Linked DNA regions of Homo sapiens: region 1 is linked to region 2. Evidence: read pairs that join two places in POLR2A ChIA-PET (ENCODE). Cell type or tissue: A673. All regions are shown on one strand. Each heading gives the region's core, and the rest is flanking DNA. Links, peaks and the distances in the headings are about the cores only. Region 1 holds the start of LOC124903636 (a long non-coding RNA gene). Region 2 overlaps C16orf96 (chromosome 16 open reading frame 96).

What was found. Peaks named below come from ENCODE experiments on the same cell type or tissue, not always from the same donor. Only the 100,000 strongest peaks of a DNase experiment are listed, where the experiment ranks them.
Region 1: POLR2A ChIA-PET joins it to region 2 with 6 read pairs; 9 of 35 experiments call an interaction of 5 or more read pairs at or near these places.

Annotation. Positions count from the first base shown.
Region 1 is chr16:4,492,479-4,496,863 of GRCh38, reverse strand. All of the region lies in intron 1 of HMOX2 (heme oxygenase 2), which reads right to left. LOC124903636 (a long non-coding RNA gene) reads left to right here and starts at 1,174. Exons shown (of 3, transcript XR_007064964.1): 1 at 1,174-1,582. RefSeq lists a silencer at 2,788-2,977. In A673, for the core only: no CTCF peak of the experiment used is centred there; a DNase peak (open chromatin) is centred at 1,633; H3K27ac peaks cover 701 bases.
Region 2 is chr16:4,584,008-4,588,392 of GRCh38, reverse strand. C16orf96 (chromosome 16 open reading frame 96) reads right to left here. Exons shown (of 16, transcript NM_001145011.2): 8 at 1,280-1,354; 9 at 62-226. Among named protein-coding and RNA genes, the nearest start is that of UBALD1, 29 kb to the left of the region's middle. RefSeq lists an enhancer at 2,742-3,242. In A673, for the core only: a CTCF peak has its summit at 2,753 (motif pointing right); a DNase peak (open chromatin) is centred at 2,792.

The DNA of each region.
Region 1 (4,385 bases), core at 86-4,085, 91 kb after region 2:
AATAATAAAATAATTTTTTTTTAAAAGAAGCCATTCCTGCCTTGGCAGAAGGCCCTCAAGTTCACCCAAGAGAGCACCAGACTATAAGTCTGACAGACCTGGGTATACCAGGCTAAGTCACTTTCAAGCAATGTCTCACTGGCTCTGAAGAAACTAAGATCAAGAGAATTAACATGGGCAAGATCACTCAGAGAGCTAATGGTCAAGTTGAGACTAAACTTGAGTCATTCTGAATGCAAGGTGACTCCTCCTGTGTCCCTGGCTAATCCTCATTGGTTCCTGCATGTGAGATTAGTATAGTGTCACCACAGACTGCTAGCAACAAGGAAACTGAAGTTATGGGCTACAGAGGCACTCGTACCACACTGCATTTATGCATGCAGTAGAGAGGTTAAACTACAGCCTGTAATTTGTTGTTTTAGTATGAAAAGTGAGCAAGAGGCCAGGCATGGTGACTCACACCTATAATCCCAGCTCTTTGGGAGGCCGAGGCGGGCAGATCACTTGAGGTCAGGAGTTCGAGAGCAGCCTGGCCAACATGGTGAGACCCCAACTCTACTAAAAATAGAATTATTAGCCAGGCGTGGTGGCGCACACCTGTAATCCCAGCTACACAGGAGGCTGAGGCAGGAGAATCTCTTGAACCCAGGAGGTGGAGGCTGCAATGAGCTAGACTGATCCACTGCACTCCAGCCTGGGCAACAGAGCGAGACTCCATCTAAAAAAAAAAAAAAAAAGAAAGAAAAGTGAGCAAGATTCTATTATTTCTGAGAAATAAGTGCTCAGGCCCAGTTGAAGATTCCGAAGTTGATGCTGCTTGTCCCTAAAACACTCACCTTGGCTCACTCAAATTACACAACAACCTGAGAAGATTGTTCCCTGGTGAGATCTATTTTTGATGACTAACAGGGCAGGCCAAGGCTGGTTCCAGCAGGGGAGGATGGCATACCCCACCACTCAGTGCCTGAAAAGAGGCAATCAGACCTGCCAGACCTTAGTGGACAATGAAGCCAGGGGCTCCAGAGCATCCCTATACCAAAGGGAGGTCACAATAGGGTCTGCACATCTCTATAGCACCCACTGCCATAGTAACTGAAGAGAAATAGACTAAACTGTGTCAAGCATGTATTGAGTATTTAAAATCTAAGCAGTTCTATCTTTCTGCCTACTGAAATATATTGTGCCTCAGAAATGGTAGTGCAATGGATAGAAAGTATGTTAACATAAACTTCCTGTAAAATTAGTAACTCCATAGGACAAGCCTTTGGTCAATCGAACAAGGTGGCTCCAATTTCTCACTCTGGGCCTGCAAGGTATCTTTACACGTTTCCACAGGCCTATAGAGTAAGGTATTATTCCTAGGCTTCTTCACAATGACTGCCCAGATTCTGGTGGGGACTGAAATTGGGGAAAGGAACAAGCCCAGACCAAGAACCAGTAACTCCACATATGGTTGGCTCATCCTACATAGACTGTGCCTATGGTGGGACAGAACTAGCAGCAGCAGCTATTGGACTTGCTCAAAGAAGGATGGTCGGCTTTCCCAGCACTACCAGCAGGCCCTGCCTACACCCAAAGAGTGGTAAGGGGAATGGAATCTGCTTCCTTCTTATCCTCTGACTCACTATCTTAATGCACAAGGCACCAAGAGTGCCTAAAAAAAGGAGGTCCTCAACTGTTTTCCTCCCTTAGTATATAGGGCCTGATTTGCACATGAATGACAACGTCCCATAGGACTAGTCGGGCAGAGTGTCCAGAAAATATATTGCAGATGATGTGAAATTACTAGCAATTAGCTGTAAATGCAGCCCTCTCTTCTACTCTAAACAACTTCTCAGAATGAGAGCCAACTTACAGGGATAATGTTTAACCCAATCAAACCGAGACTGGTCTTGACCTCCTAGCCTCAACAATCCTCCCACTTTGGCCTCCCAAAGTGCTGTGATTACAGGTATGAACCACCATGCCTGGCCAAACTTTTTTTTTTTAGACAGTCTCACTTTTTCACGCAGGCTGGAGTGCAGTGGTGTGATCATAGCTCACTGCAGCCTGGATTTCCCAGGCTCAAGTGATCCTCCTGCTTCAGCCCCCAAAGCAGCTGGGACTACAGGCACACGCCACCACACCTGGCTAATTTTTGTATTTTTAGTAAAGACAGGGTTTCACCATGTTGTCCAGGCTGGTCTCAAACTCCTGGACTCAAGCGATCTGCCTGCCTCAGCCTCCCAAAATGCTGGGAATACAAGCATGAGCCACTGCACCCCACCCAAACTTATTTTTTTAAAGGCAAAGCATTCATCAACTTCATGGTTAGTAACAAATTGTTTGGAACACATCTCATAACCACACTTAAAGAGCAGAAAATCTAAGTGACACAGTGATTACTTAGCAAAATGTACACTAGCTTTCTAGGAAAGCTTTCTAGACACTCCAGCTCTTCAAAGAAACCTTTCAGGATTGGAGCGAAGAGAAAACAGATCACCATGCATTACCCTGCCCAGTCAATGTGTTAAATTTTCATAGCCTTGTTTTCTTTTTTTTTTTTTTTGTGGCAGAGTCTCACTCTGTCGCCCAGACTGGAGTGCAGTGGTGCTATCTCGGCTCACTGCAAGCTCCACCTCCCGGGTTCATGCCATTCTCCTGCCTCAGCCTCCTGAGTAGCTGAGACTACAGGCGCCCACCACCACGCCCCGCTAATTTTTTGTATTTTTAGTAGATACGGGGTTTCACCGTGTTAGCCAGGATGGTCTCGATCTCCTGACCTCGTGATCCACCCGCCTCGGCCTCCCAAAGTGCTGGGATTACAGGCGTGAGCCACAGTGCCGGCCCGACAGCCATGTTTTCTAGTTTCCTCACCAGTATGTAACTCCCCAGACACAGCCTCCCATCACAACTGTCACTTGGCTGTAACTCACTAACTGTATAAATGGCATATGTGACTATTAATTTAGATAAATATTTAAATATTTGTATTTCTGTATGTATTATATGATAAGAAGACTGAATCCCTCCATCTGAATGAAAGTTTGTAGAAATTGGGTTCAACAAGTGTAATAGCAGGCATATGCACAGAAGTCCTTTCTGCACAGCACAATACTAATGTGTTCAAAAGACACACGAGGAGCTGGGGCAGTGGACTGGATTTTACAATGATCTCTAGAGCCTGAGCCATAGTAGGCACCCAACAAATGTTAATTAAGATGAGCCTAGCCATGAGAGAATCTACTGGCCACACAGAGGCCAAGAGGCAGCACATAGATGTGGTTAAGGCACAGGCTGTAGAAAGGCACAACCAAGAGCAAACCCTGGTTCTGCCCATCCCAGTTGGGTGGACTTGGGCCAGCTACTTAATTTCTTGGAGTTTCTTTCTTCATCTGTAAAGGACAGTGATAACAATTCCACAAGGTGGGTATGAGAATTAAATGAGATAAATGAGTTATAAAACTGTGACATCATATGGTGCTGATTAATAAACTAAAGAATATGTCACTTGCAATTTAAAATTAATGGCTGAGCCCAGTGGCTCATGTCTGTAATCCCAGCACTTTGAGAAGCCAAGGCAGGAGGATTGCTTGAGCCTAGGAGTTTGAGACTGACCTGGGCAACACAGGGAGACCCCATCTCTACAAAAAAAAATTTTTTTGAATTAGCTGGTAGGCAGACGGGGGTGGAGGGAGTGGCATGCAGTTGTGGTCACATCCACTTAGGAGGCTTAGGTGGGAAGATCACTTGAGCCTAGGAGGTAAAGGCGGCAGTGAGCTATGACTGAACTACTGAATTCCAGCTTCCAGCCTGGGCCACAGAGCGAGACTCTGTCTCAAAAAAAGAGGAAAAAGAAGAGAAAAGAAAAAAATATAAACTTAACAAATGTCCCCTAATATTTCCTTTTTCTCCCCACTCCTGGGTTCAAGCAATTCCTGTGCCTCAGCCTTCTGAGTAGCTGGGGCTACAGGCATGTGCCAACACACCCAATTAATTTTTGTATTTTTAGTAGAGCCAGGGTATTCCCATGTTGCCCAGGCTGGTCTCAAACTGCTGACCTCAAGTGATCCGCCCGCCTCGGCCTCCCAAAGTGTTGGAATTACAAGGTGAGCCACTGTGCCCAGCCTTTTTTGTGTTTTTTGTTGTTGTTGTTGTTTTGTTTTTGAGACAGAGTCTCACTCTGTCGCCAGGCTGGAGTGCAGTGGCGTGATCTTGGATCACCGCAATCTCTGCCTCCTGGGTTCAAGGGATTTTCCTGCCTCAGACTCCCGAGTAGTAGGGATTACAGGCACGTGCCACCACATCCAGCTAATTTTTTGTATTTTTAGTAGAGATGGGGTTTCAGCATGTTCGCCAGGATGGTCTCGATCTCTTGACCTCGTGATCTGCCCACCTCGGCCTCC
Region 2 (4,385 bases), core at 296-4,295:
GTTGCTAAGTTCTGGGTTAATTTGTTAGGAATAAAGTGAAAATCAACATGGGGGCATTCACCTTGGTGTTCACGTCCTTGCTGAGCTCCTCCATAGCCTTCTTCCAGCTGTCCTCATGGATCGTGACCTTGAAGAGTATGCCCTGAATCATCTCGTTCAGCTCCAAGGCCACAGTCTCCAGGTCAACGCGGCTTGCCTTGCCTGCCAGGGCACTCCTGTCAGCTTTCTAGGGAGACAGGGAGTTCAGGGAGGCATGGCTGCTGGGATGGAGGAAGGCAAAGCTGGGAGACATCACACCCCTTGGGTCTGATGCTTCTAGTTTGGGACTCTGGACTTTTAGCCTTGGCTTAAATGCAACCCTGGGGTCTACGTGGATTCAAACACGATCTCGAGATCAAAGCCAAGGTTTTCCTATAACAGGGAAGTTGATGTATTTTATTATTATGTGTTTTTTTGAGACAGGATCTTGTTCAAGGTTGCCCAGGCTGGATTGCAGTGGCACAATCATAGCTCACTGCAGCCTCCACCTCTTGGGCTCAAGGGATCCTTCCACCTCAGCCTCCTGAGTGGCTGGGACTACAGGCATGTTCCATCATGCCCAGTTCATTTTTTTATTTTTTTGTAGAGATGTGATCTTCCTATGTTTCCCAGGCTGTTCTCAAACTCTTGGCCTCAAGTGATCCTATCTTCTCGGCCTCCCAAAGTGCTGGGATTACAGGTATGAGCCACCCTGTGCACAGCTGATGTGTGATTTTCAAGTAGAGTGTTAATAATCCTCAATTGCTGAAAATGGGAGTTGATGTGCCTCCTGTTTTCCTTTCTTTTCTTTCTTTTTCTTTCTTTCTTTTTTTTTTTTTTTTTTTGAGACAGAGTTTTTGCTCTTGTTGCCCAGGCTGGAGTGCAATGGCATGATCTTGGTTCACTGCAACCTCTGCCTCCCAGGTTCAAGTGATTCTCCTGCCTCAGCCTCTCAAATAGCTGAGATTACAGTTACCTGCCACCACGCCTGGCTACTTTTTGTATTTTGACTAGAGACGGAGTTTCATCATGTAGGCCAGGCAGGCTGGTCTCGAATTCCTGACCTCAGGTGATCCACCCGCCTTGGCCTCCCAAAGTGCTGGGATTACAGGCATGAGCCACTGCGCCCAGCCAACTCCTGGTTTCAATATGAACAAAGGGGGAGGGAAATTCTGGAAGACTCTTTGGTGGGCTTTGCCTGGATGGTGCCGTTTCCCTGGGTAGGGGAGCAGGGAAGGCAGAGGAACCTCTGCTCACTCACCTCTCTCAGCTCCTCCTCCATCGTGCTCTTATTCACCTTGTTCATTTCCAGTCTTTTGATTTGAGCCTGGAGAGTCTAAGAACAGAAGCACAGGCATGTCTGCCATCCTGGAGAGCCTTGAGGATAAAATGTCAACCTCCCACCTCTACCATTACCATATGCTGGGGAGGGATAGCAGGCCGTGTGGACAGCAGGCAGGTGGGCATGGGCGTTACAAGACTCAGGCTCAAGGGCTCCAGGTGCCCAGATGAAAAGGGAAGGAACGTGCGACTTGGGACAAGCTGTCCCCTCAGAGATGGTATCATAGGAACTTTCCTCCACGGGGAGTTAGACCCAAGGAAGGAAAGCACAAACCAATGTGGACGATTTCGCTCCCTGGATGTTTAAGGCATGTTTACTACTTCTGATCTGTCCTGGGGTCCCAGCAGGAACTCCAGTCTACTATGAACTGAGCACTTATCACAGCCACACACACTGTGCTCAAGCGTTAGGGAAAAACCTCACGTCCTATCCCCACAACTCCACAAAGAACCAACTGCCCCCATGAATTCCACCCTCTCTCCAATTACTACATCCCCATTGTAATAGGAGCAGCAGCTGGTCAGCTTGGGAAGAGCCTCCATTTCCCCAGAGGGTCGGGCCATAGTTCCTGCAAAGCTGCAAACAGGCTTCTACTTCTCTCTTCCTGTCGGGTGTCCCGCTCACGCTTACGAACAGAACTCTGGACTTTTAGCTGGAACCCAGCTGCCCAGAATCAAGACTCCATTTCACAGCCTCTCTTATAGCTTAGTGTGGCCACTGGGGTGTCAACAGAAGTGAATGGGTATCTTTAACATGTTTTGTTTTGTTTTGTTTTTTACAGAATCTGCTCTGTCGCCCAGGCTGGAGTGCAGTGGCGCCATTTCGGCTCACTGCAACCTCCGCCTCCCGGGTTCAAGAGATTCTCCCACCTCAGCCTCCCGAGTAGTTGGGGTCACTGACACCCAACACCACGCCTGGCTAAGTTTTGTATTTTTAGTAGATATGGGGTTTCACCATGTTGGTTACGATGGTCTCGAACTCCTGACCTCAAATGATTCGCCTGCCTCAGCCTCCCAAAGTGCTGGGATTACAGGTGTGAGCCACCGCGCCTGGCTCCAATATGTAGTTTTCTATCCTTCCCTCTCTCTATTATCCTGAGTCTCCTGTGTCCATTATCCTGCTCGGTCTGTCTTTTCACACCTATGGCTTAGCTCATTTACAAGTGAGAACATGCAGTCTTTGCTTTCCACTCCTGAGTTGCTTCACTTAGAATAATGACCCCGGCCTCCATCCAAGTTGCTCCAAAGCCAAGGGACACCTTGAACCACCAGAAGCTGGGAGAGGCGAGGAGGCCCCTCTGAGCTTTCAGGTGGAACACAGCCTATGACACCTTGATTTCAGAATTCCCGCCTCCAGAACCCCAAGAGTGATTTGCCGCAGCAACCGCAGGGAACTGATCCAACCAGCAGGTGGCAGAATCAGGATTCAAACCTAGGCACGTCTGTTCCAAAGCCTGGGCTCTGAACCACAGCCACTCCAGGCCCCCTCCCAGCCCAGCAGGCTTGGGCTCGTTTCTTTGCTGAGTCTCTGTTACCTCCTCTTTATTTTAATTTTAATTTTTTTATTTTAATTTTTTGAGGCAGGCTCTTGCTCTGTCACTCAGGCTGGAGTAAAGTGGCTTGATCACAGCTCACTGCAGTCTCAGCCTTCCAGGCTCAAGCAAGCCTCCTGCCTCAGCTTCCAGAGGAGCTGGGACTGCAGGTGACACCACCTACCTGGATTTTTTTTTTTTTTTTTTTTTGTAGAGACAGGGGTCTCACTATGTTGCCTCAGGCTGATCTGGAACTCCTAGGCTCAAAGGATCCTCCCCCATCAGCCTCCCAAAGTGCTGGGATTACAAGAGCCATCAAACCTGGCCTTATTTATGCTTTTTATTTTTATTTTTTGAGACAGGGTCTCAGTCTGTCACCCAGGCTGGAATGCAGTGGTGCGAGCTCAGCTCACTGCAACCTCCACCTCCCAGACTCCAGTGATCCTCCCACCTCTGCTTCCCCAGTAGCTGGGACTATAGGTGCAAGCCACCATGCCAGGCTATATTCATGTTTTATAATCTTATTATTTTGGCTGGGCGCAGTGGCTAATGCCTGTAATCCCAGCACTTTGGGAGGCTGAGGTGGGTGGATCACTTGGGGTCAGGAGTTCGAGACCAGCCTAGCCAACATGGTGAAACCCCATCTCTACTAAAAATACAAAAAAATTGGCTGGGCACGGTGGCTCACGCCTGTAATCCCAGCACTTTGGGAGGCCGAGGCAGGCAAATCACCTGAGGTCAGGAGTTCAAGACCAGCCTGGCCAATGTGGTGAAACCCTGTCTCTACTCAAAATAAAAAATTAGCCGAGTGTGGTGGCAAACGCCTGTTACCCCAGCTACTCGGGAGGCTGAGGAAGGAGAATCACTTGAACCCGGGAGGCAGATGTTGCAGTAAGCCAAGATTGCGCCATTGCACTCCAGCCTGGGCAACAGAGTGAAATTCTGCCTCGAACAAAAACAAAAAACAAACCAAAAAAACCACAAAAATTAACTAGGCATGGTGGCACACGCCTGTAGTCCCAACTGCTCAGGAGGCTGAGGCAGAAGAATTGCTTGAACCCGGGAGGCGGAGGTTACAATGAGCCAAGATTGCGCCACTGCACTCCAGGCTGGGCGACAGAGCGAGACTGTATCTCAAAAAAAAAAATTAGCCAGGCATGGTGGCACACGCCTGTAGTCCCAGCTACTCAGGAGGCCGAGGTGGGAGGATCACTTGAGCCTGGGAGTTCAAGGCTGCACTGAGCCATGATTAGGCCACTACACTCCAGCCTGGGGGACAGAGCAAGACCCAAAACGACACTGGGAAACCTAAGTCTTACATGTAAGTCACATGGTGGAGAGCAAGACAGAGACACAGTCATGAGATCTTGCTCCCATCCTGCATTTGTCACCGTGCTACTGCCTTGTGTCATCTAGAGGATTGCTATCGGACTTAAGACTTACTGTTATTCCTTGAAATGGTTTTCCTAACACTGGTTGTGGAGTAATCCATCC